Linked DNA regions of Homo sapiens: region 1 is linked to region 2. A link is a contact called in ENCODE Hi-C or POLR2A ChIA-PET data. All regions are on one chromosome and are shown on one strand. The core of a region is the stretch at or near the end of the contact, and the rest is flanking DNA. Distances in the headings are between cores, read along the strand shown. Region 1 holds the start of ZFP36 (ZFP36 ring finger protein). Region 2 holds the start of LTBP4 (latent transforming growth factor beta binding protein 4).

What was found. Hi-C counts contacts between places; a loop is a spot of excess contacts on that map. ChIA-PET counts read pairs that join two places held with the same protein, here RNA polymerase II (POLR2A). Pooled maps may share reads with other maps.
Region 1: a map of CD8-positive, alpha-beta T cell shows a loop between it and region 2 (6-fold over the local background). The contact joins the promoter of ZFP36 here to the promoter of LTBP4 in region 2. A Hi-C loop is called at or near these places in 2 of 168 maps with a recorded cell type or tissue (both CD8-positive, alpha-beta T cell) and 14 of 50 pooled maps. POLR2A ChIA-PET finds 5 or more read pairs at or near these places in 3 of 52 experiments (B cell, CD4-positive, alpha-beta memory T cell and WTC11).

What each region holds. Positions count from the first base shown.
Region 1 is chr19:39,405,277-39,409,861 of GRCh38, forward strand. ZFP36 (ZFP36 ring finger protein) reads left to right here and starts at 1,571. Exons shown (of 2, transcript NM_003407.5): 1 at 1,571-1,652; 2 at 2,467-4,131. The coding sequence starts at 1,629. The coding sequence ends at 3,423. MIR4530 (microRNA 4530) reads right to left here and starts at 4,402; the gene lies at 4,347-4,402. RefSeq lists silencers at 1,165-1,614, 4,405-4,464 and enhancers at 1,735-1,934, 1,985-2,622, 2,623-3,261, 3,262-3,899, 4,162-4,585.
Region 2 is chr19:40,599,624-40,604,211 of GRCh38, forward strand. It overlaps LTBP4 (latent transforming growth factor beta binding protein 4), which reads left to right and starts at 1,746. Exons shown (of 30, transcript NM_001042545.2): 1 at 1,746-2,014. The coding sequence starts at 1,765. RefSeq lists silencers at 1,680-1,829, 4,023-4,172, 4,343-4,402 and an enhancer at 3,011-3,534.

The sequences.
Region 1 (4,585 bases), core at 321-2,820, 1.2 Mb before region 2:
TTGCAACCTCTGCCTCCTGGGTTCAAGCGACTCTCCCACCCCAGCCTGCTCCCTCCCCGCCCCCGAGTAGCGGGACCACAGGGTGTGCGCCACCACACTCAGCTAATTTTTGCATTTTTGTAGAAATGGGGATTCGCCGTGTTGCCCAGGCTAGTCTCAGACTCCGAGCTCTAGTGATCCGCCTGCCTTGGGCGCCCAAAGTGCTAGGACTACAGGTGTGAGCCGGGCAGGAGAGTAACTTCACTTTGGTTTCCTCCTGCCTTAAATGGGCATACCACCTGGCATTAGGATTAATGTGCGTAAAGTACTTAGAACTCAGCCCAGGTGAGTTCTCCTTAACTCAGCCTAGAAGAGATCATCCGCCCGAGGGTGAGGGGGCTAGAGCCGCCCTGTGAATTGGGAAAGGAGGCCCCTTTTCAGCCTTGCCAGGTATCCTGGACCCCACCCAACCCACTCACTCACCCACCCAACCCCAGCAAGTGGGGAGAGGGAGAGCAGTCCAGGTCTCCTTATCTGTCTGGGCTGTTTAGGAGTGAGACCACACAAGGCAGGCAGTTCTCAGAGAATTCCCCTCCAAGGCCTGCTGGCTCTTTCTTGGCACTTTGCTCTGCAGATTTCTTTCCGTAAGTGCTTATTTCTCACAGTCTTTCTCCTTTTTGTCCAGTTTCTTTTTCTTTTTAATTTTTTTAAATAGTATTTTTTGTAGACATGGGATCTCACTGTTGCCCAGGCTGATCTTGAACTCCTGATCTCAGGTAATCCACCTGCCTCATCCTCTGAAAGTACTGGGATTGGCCGGGCTTGGTGGCTCACACCTGTAATTCCAGCTCTTTGGGAGGCGGAGGTGGGAGGATCGCTTGAGCCCCGGAGCTGGAGATTAGCCTGGGCAACATAGGGAAACCCCGTCTTTCAAAAAAAAAAAAAAAGAAGAAGAAAAAGGAAAGAAAAACACAAAAAGTGCTGGGATCACAGGTGTGAGCCACTGCGCTCAGCCCCTTTCTGTTTCTTTTTGTGATCCTCCCAACCCTCTTCTCCCTCTGAATCTGTCTCTGGGACTGTCTCTGTCTCCCCGTCTTCCCTCCCTTCCTCACCCTGTCTATCTCTCTCTGTATGTCTCTTGGTGTGTGTGTCTCTCTCGATGTTTTTCTCTCTGCCTGTCTGCCTGTCTGTACCCCTCTGCGTCTCTCCCCGCCCCCATCCGTCTGTGTCGCACGCGCACCCCCATCGGGCTTCTGCTCTTGTCAATTGCCCCTGGGGCCCTGCCCCCACCTCCGCCCCAGTTTCCTTCTACAAGCCTCAGTCTCCAGCTTTGAAAACTGGGCAGGCGTCCCCCCATCCGCACCCCCACCCCTTCCCCACGCATTCCCCGCTCGGTCACGGCTGTCCACCGGCCAAGCTCAGGCGCGTCCTGGCCCAGGGCCGGGCGGAAGGGAACCAGTCCAGGGCCAGCCAGGCTGCGCCGGGGGCGCGCGTCCGGGAAGCGCCCCTCCTGCCCCGCCCCCGGCCCCGGCCCCGGCCCCGCCCCGTGCTTGCAGTTTCCTATAAGTAGCCGGCTCTCGGTGCCAGCCTCAGCCTGACTTCAGCGCTCCCACTCTCGGCCGACACCCCTCATGGCCAACCGTTACACCATGGATCTGACTGCCATCTACGAGGTGAGTCCCCGCCGCACGGCATCCCCGGTACCTGCATGCCTGAGTCCGAGTCCCCACCTCTCTAGCGCCGCAAACTCCAGCCCGGGACGCTTGCCTCCCTTCTCCAACTGGGGCTCCCTAGCGCCGCGCCCTCCAGCCTGGGGCCCCTGCCTCCCGCTCAGACCAGCTTGGTGATTTGGAGGTGAAAATGGAACCCGCGACACCCGGCTCTTCGCTCAAACATGGGTGGGGCGGCCCATGCAAGTGGAAAGTCGGAGAACTTTTCTCAGACCGAGGCTGCCTGGAGGCGGAAGTGGCCCCCATACCTGGCTCACCCCTAGTCGTTGCTGAGGGCGTGGTTTTGCGCGGAGGCGTCTCTGGGGCTGAAGTCTCAGGGTGGGGGGATCCGACTTCTGTCTCTCCAGTCCCTGACCGTAGAGACAGAGAACCCTAAAACCGAAGCAATCCGGACTTCCAGGTCAACTTTGCCCGGTTTCTCCAGTTGTGAAACTGGAGATCCCGACGCGTGGGTCATATCCGGGGAGGACAAGAGACCCAAAATTGGGAAACAGTGGTGCGCCCTGACTTCGGGGTCCCCCTCTTGGTCCAGCCGGGGAAGCCGGGATTCCTGGGTCCCTCGGGATAAGGCCTCGGTGGTGGGTAAACTCAGAACCTCCAACTCTGGGTTCCTGGCATCCGGAACCCAGGGGTTTCTGCGGGCGGGTGGGGCTCAGGCGGGGAGCCCACAAACCGGCCTGGCAAGCTCTAGTTCCCTGCAGCTGGGGTGGGGCGTCGCCCTGCATTTTCAGGTGCCTTAACCGACCCATTTCCGCAGAGCCTCCTGTCGCTGAGCCCTGACGTGCCCGTGCCATCCGACCATGGAGGGACTGAGTCCAGCCCAGGCTGGGGCTCCTCGGGACCCTGGAGCCTGAGCCCCTCCGACTCCAGCCCGTCTGGGGTCACCTCCCGCCTGCCTGGCCGCTCCACCAGCCTAGTGGAGGGCCGCAGCTGTGGCTGGGTGCCCCCACCCCCTGGCTTCGCACCGCTGGCTCCCCGCCTGGGCCCTGAGCTGTCACCCTCACCCACTTCGCCCACTGCAACCTCCACCACCCCCTCGCGCTACAAGACTGAGCTATGTCGGACCTTCTCAGAGAGTGGGCGCTGCCGCTACGGGGCCAAGTGCCAGTTTGCCCATGGCCTGGGCGAGCTGCGCCAGGCCAATCGCCACCCCAAATACAAGACGGAACTCTGTCACAAGTTCTACCTCCAGGGCCGCTGCCCCTACGGCTCTCGCTGCCACTTCATCCACAACCCTAGCGAAGACCTGGCGGCCCCGGGCCACCCTCCTGTGCTTCGCCAGAGCATCAGCTTCTCCGGCCTGCCCTCTGGCCGCCGGACCTCACCACCACCACCAGGCCTGGCCGGCCCTTCCCTGTCCTCCAGCTCCTTCTCGCCCTCCAGCTCCCCACCACCACCTGGGGACCTTCCACTGTCACCCTCTGCCTTCTCTGCTGCCCCTGGCACCCCCCTGGCTCGAAGAGACCCCACCCCAGTCTGTTGCCCCTCCTGCCGAAGGGCCACTCCTATCAGCGTCTGGGGGCCCTTGGGTGGCCTGGTTCGGACCCCCTCTGTACAGTCCCTGGGATCCGACCCTGATGAATATGCCAGCAGCGGCAGCAGCCTGGGGGGCTCTGACTCTCCCGTCTTCGAGGCGGGAGTTTTTGCACCACCCCAGCCCGTGGCAGCCCCCCGGCGACTCCCCATCTTCAATCGCATCTCTGTTTCTGAGTGACAAAGTGACTGCCCGGTCAGATCAGCTGGATCTCAGCGGGGAGCCACGTCTCTTGCACTGTGGTCTCTGCATGGACCCCAGGGCTGTGGGGACTTGGGGGACAGTAATCAAGTAATCCCCTTTTCCAGAATGCATTAACCCACTCCCCTGACCTCACGCTGGGGCAGGTCCCCAAGTGTGCAAGCTCAGTATTCATGATGGTGGGGGATGGAGTGTCTTCCGAGGTTCTTGGGGGAAAAAAAATTGTAGCATATTTAAGGGAGGCAATGAACCCTCTCCCCCACCTCTTCCCTGCCCAAATCTGTCTCCTAGAATCTTATGTGCTGTGAATAATAGGCCTTCACTGCCCCTCCAGTTTTTATAGACCTGAGGTTCCAGTGTCTCCTGGTAACTGGAACCTCTCCTGAGGGGGAATCCTGGTGCTCAAATTACCCTCCAAAAGCAAGTAGCCAAAGCCGTTGCCAAACCCCACCCATAAATCAATGGGCCCTTTATTTATGACGACTTTATTTATTCTAATATGATTTTATAGTATTTATATATATTGGGTCGTCTGCTTCCCTTGTATTTTTCTTCCTTTTTTTGTAATATTGAAAACGACGATATAATTATTATAAGTAGACTATAATATATTTAGTAATATATATTATTACCTTAAAAGTCTATTTTTGTGTTTTGGGCATTTTTAAATAAACAATCTGAGTGTAAGCTGGGATCCTGGCTTCTTCGCGGTCTAGAGACAGGAATGGAGAGGGAGGGGGTGACTTTTTGGAAGCTGGGTGCAGTTAACTCTTCCTCTCCGAGCCCCGCGGCGCTTACCTGGCAGGAAGTGACGTCACCGGGCCTGGCCGTTCACCTGAAAGGGTGGGACCAGGTGAGGTCACCAGATGGGAACCGGGGGAGCCAGTTCCCGGGCGTCGGGGGCGCCGCGCTCCCGTCCTGCTGGGCTCCTTGACCCAGCTTCGGGCGGGTGCGGTCGGGGACGGGATGTTTCCGTCCCCACGGGGCCGCGGGAGGCGGGAGGGGCCGGGTGGGGAGGACGGAATGTGCTGGGGCGCGCGCCCAGAGCGAGCGGGGGCGGGCGCGGGGCGGGGCAGCCTGGGGTAGCGGAACCCGTTTCGGGACTAGAGGTTCCGGGGGGGCTTCGACACCTTCTGGATGT
Region 2 (4,588 bases), core at 496-2,995:
TCCTCCTCCCTTCCCCTCTCCCTCTCTCTCCCCCCTCCCTCCCCGGCTCTTTCTTTTGCTATCAGCCTGTCTGTCCGTTTCTATTTCATCCCTTGCCTGCCTATCTCAGGCTCTTCCCATCTCTGCATTATTTCTGTCTCTTTCTGTTTCTTTCTAGTTACCTGTCTCTTTTCCTCTCTCTCTTTCTCCCTGTGTCTCACTGCCTGCCTCTATGTCTAAGTCTCTCTGCCCCTTCTCTCTTTCTCTCCCCCAACCCCCATCATCTCTCTTTCTCTCAGGGTCTTTGTTTCTCTCCCACTAGAGGCCTGGTCCCCATAAATAGGTGTTGTGGGGGGAGGGTTGGGCAGAGCCGCTACTGAAAGACATTTTCCTGGCATGGAGGCCCTTTGGTGGGGAGGTCAGTTTAACCCGGTGACAGCAGCTTTTCCGTCCTCTCCCACCCAGGCTCCAGGAGGCCAGAGCTCTACTGAAGCGGCGGCGGCCCCGGGGGCCAGGGGGCCGGGGACTACTGAGAAGGAGGCCCCCACAGCGTGCCCCCGCTGGCAAGGCCCCGGGTAAGCACATCCGCCTTTCCTCCGCCTGGGGCGAGGGGGGTTCCGGGCCAGATAAAGCCGTCTGGTTCCCACGGTCCAGCCGCCGCCTACCCGCCCCCCGTTGTAGCTCAGCACCCACCCCCAGGACGAGGCCCCCTCTAGGGACCCCAGCGTCCGGCCGTGCGAGGTGAGCCCGGGACAGGACCAGACACAGGCCAGAGGCACTGACCCGCGGGGGTGGGGCCGGGAAGCCAGGCGTCCGGGCTCCCCGCGGCCGAAGAGGGAGGGCGCTGGCCCGTTAGAAAGCTCCGCCGAACCAGCCCAGACAACAAAAGCGATTGTGCGGGTTGGCGCCTGCCTGGGCACCAAATGCTCAAGATTGTGGGGCGGCTGGGGGCCAAAGGCCTCCTCCTGTTTCCCGAATCTTCCCCCTGCCCTCCTCCCGCTCCAGCTCTTGACCCCTAGTCTAGAACACCCCTCATCTCAAACACCCTCAAAACCCTCCTCTTGCTGTAGCCTTCAGCCCAGATGTGACCCCTCCCCCTAAAGTCTTCCAGATGTGAGCCTCGGGCCAGATGTTAGTACCCCCGCCCACAGCCTCCCTTTATCCATTGTGACTTCTCCCGCCAGGTGTGGCGTTCTGGCCAGATGTGGCTACATCTTCACATGTATCCCCCCCACCTCCAGCCTCCTGCCCAGGATCTAGACGCCCAATTCCTTTATGTGCCCAGGTGTAGCGACCCTTCTCCCATCCCTCAGATGTCCCACCTGGCTGTCCAGATGTACCATGATAGCCCCCTATCAAGATGAAGCCCCTTTCTCTGTGCCCCGGGCAGAAGAGGATCAACTCTTAGCTGTCTCCCCAAATGTGGCCCCCACTACTCTTAATGGATTTCCTCTTTATGGATTCAGCTCTGTCTGGGGGGAAACCCGCCCGCCCCCACCTGTTCCCTTCCCCGCCGCTCCCCTACAGGCCCGGTCCACTTGTTGGTGCGCGGATGGGGACAGAGGGGGCGCCCCGCTCACCCCTGCGAGTCTAGCGCCCAGCCTGCGAGCCTCTGGCTAAGCGCCCAGCCCCACGCGCCCCCGCGCGGCCGCCGGGGAGGGAGTGGTGAGGAGGGGGGGCCTGAGCGGGGGCGCGGGCGACCTCCCCCGCGGGCGGGCGGGCGGGTGCGGCCGGGCCCCTCGGGCGGGCTGGGGCGGCGGCGCGGCGGAGCGCGGCGCTGCAGCCATGGCGGGCGGCGTGCGGCTGCTCTGGGTGTCGCTATTGGTGCTGCTGGCGCAGCTAGGGCCGCAGCCTGGACTGGGCCGGCTCGGAGAGCGTCTCCGCGTGCGCTTCACCCCGGTCGTGTGCGGCCTGCGCTGCGTCCATGGGCCGACCGGCTCCCGCTGTACCCCGACCTGCGCGCCCCGCAACGCCACCAGCGTGGACAGCGGCGCTCCCGGCGGGGCGGCCCCGGGGGGACCCGGCTTCCGCGCCTGTGAGTGCGGGGTGGTGGTCCCGAGAGAGCGGCTCCGGGGGGGAGGAGGATCCCTGGGGATGGAGGAGACAGTCCTCCAGGGAGAGGGAGCCCAGATTCCATATGCAATAGTGCAAGGGAATATCAGGGGCTATTTGAGGAAGGGGGCCCCAAATTCCTGGCTTTTGGGGTTGGGTCCTGAGGGTTCCGATTTTGCAAGCAATGAGGGTTCTTAGAGGCCTGTGATGTCCCACGTGAGGGAATTGGCGCCAGCTTTCATGCTTTGCGTCAAAATGGGGATCTCAGAATTGAGGGGCCTGAGAACTTTTGGGAGGGGGGCTCGAATTCTGAGACGCTGAGTAAGGAGTCCCCGGGGACCAAGCAAGAGTCTCAGGACCGCATGGGGGACGTCTCAGTTTCTGTGTGTTTGGGTGGGAAGGTTCTGTATGGGAATGCCTGTGAGGTGGGGTACTAGAGAGAAGAAAGTTAATCCGAAGAACTAAGAGGGAGAGGGGACAGAGACGGGGGTTGTGTGTGTGTGTGTGTGTGTGTGTGTGTGTGTGTGTGGCGGCGGGGGTGGGGTGGGGGTGTCTCCGCAGGACCTGAGTTGCAGGGGTCCCACGTGCGACAGAAATCCAGATAAGAGGGCTTACGGAAGGGGCGCCCCCTGGGGGCGGAGGGGACAGGAGGTGTATGCACCAGGCACTCCTAGAGATGGGGAGCCTTGGGGGTTCAGGTGAGGTGGGGGAGGGCGCACCACCTGTTGTTCCAGGATGCAAAAGTGGGCAGACTCTCTGGGATCGGGCCTTCCTGCCCCCTACCCCGCAGACCCTATGGAGTGGGGAGTGGGGGCCCCTGGAGCGGAGAACTCGCCCAGCCTGGCCCCCAGCCAGCCCAGCCCGGCCGGCGTGAGCTCATCTCCCGCCTGAGCCCCCGCCCGCTGCCACTCCCTCTCTCCTCCCCTTCCTCCCTCTTTCTTTCACTCTTTCCCGGCCCAGCCCCAACGTGCCTGTGCCAGGCGCCATGCCCAGGCGGGTGCCAAGCCCTTGGGGGTGCAAGGAGTGGCATGTGAAGTGGGGGCTGACCTCAAAGGGACCCCTATGTCCTCAACTCCCCGCTTGGCCAGGGCTGTGGGGCATGACGTTGGCTGTGGCCATCTAGTGGCCCACCCTGGGTGTAGGCACCCCCAGGGAGCTGGCCTGCGGGCCTGCATTCAGGCCAAGAGAAGGCAGAGAAATGCCTCTGGAGCCTGGGAAATACCCTCAGACCTGGCTGGTTTCCCACCCCCTCCATCAGAGACCCTTACCATTCTGCAATTTTGATTCCTAGTTAAGCCTCTCCTAGGCCCCACTACTCAATTAAAAGCCCCCATTAGACCACCCTGGAGTCATGGCCCCACACTCCTACCTAAGGGAGCTGAGTTTTTGCTCCAGGCCCTAGACCCGCTCTCCAACCATGGCAACAGACTTTAGAGACCACTCCTCCAGTGAAATTCCCTCTCATTCTTCCCTCCCACCTCCCAAACTGTGCCTTTCCCCAGATAACTCTGTAGTATTGTCCAGAAGTCCTGTTCTTCTAGCTCACCCCCTTCCCCAGGAACTTCTGATCCCATTTATCTTCAGAGAACCCCAGGGTTGGTCTTGATAAGTGGGTTCTCGCAAGAGGACTCCAGACATTGTGCTCCTTACAGGCAGCCATTAATAAAAAGCCTTTGGCACTTAATCCTTAGCTGGGAGGGGAGGGGATTCCACAGAGGGACTCGGCCAATTGAGCCTCTTAAGTGCTGATGACTTCCAGGAATTCCACTTCACTATCTAAACCCTGTTTTCAGCACCGTCAAACTGGTTGTCTCCTAGGCGGCACTAGAGTCCTGTTTTCTAGGTAACTGTCCACAAAAGGACTCCTGCTGAAAGGACGCCTCAGTTTCCTCTGAGCTAGGTTCCTCCATCCCAGAAACCTCCAGCCGTCTTTGAACTCGAGAGGACTGCCCTTTAGTCGATCTCCTCCCAGGACTCCAGTCCCTTTATCCTTCTAAACGGAGGTGGCTCTCTGCGTCCTTTCCTCTCTACAGTTGTGGCTCAGAATCCCACACGCGCCTCCCCCGGCCGCCTGCCTCCTCCCTCCCCTCCGCACAGCTGTCTCCAGCTGTTCTCTGCAGCCCCGGGAGAGAGAGGGAGGGGGTGCCCTCGCAGGACAGCCCGGCCTCCTTTGGCTCAAAGGTCCCGGGGCTCCCCAAGGGTCCGGAATGTGGAGCCTCCGCCCTGCCCCCGCCGCACCTCTCTCTTTGTTTACCCCGCCGCACAGCTGGCAGTGCCCCGCCCAGAGGTGGCCTGGGGCCCAGCGAGGGCGCGCAGAGGGGAGTGGAGGCGCGTTCCCGCTCGTGGCTCCGCCCCGGTGCTACTGGAGGCTGTAAGGCCGAGCTAGAACTCTAAAGCCCCAGCCAGAAAGAAGTTGGGCGGAGACACAGCGCGGTGGGCGGAACTAGGGCACCCGGACAGCCTGGAGGTGGGGTGGGAGGGGCGTGAACAAGTGAGCCGGGCGAATCAGAGTGCGGAAAGGAAGGTGGGAGGGGCTAGAGGCAGCAGGTTAAGCTCC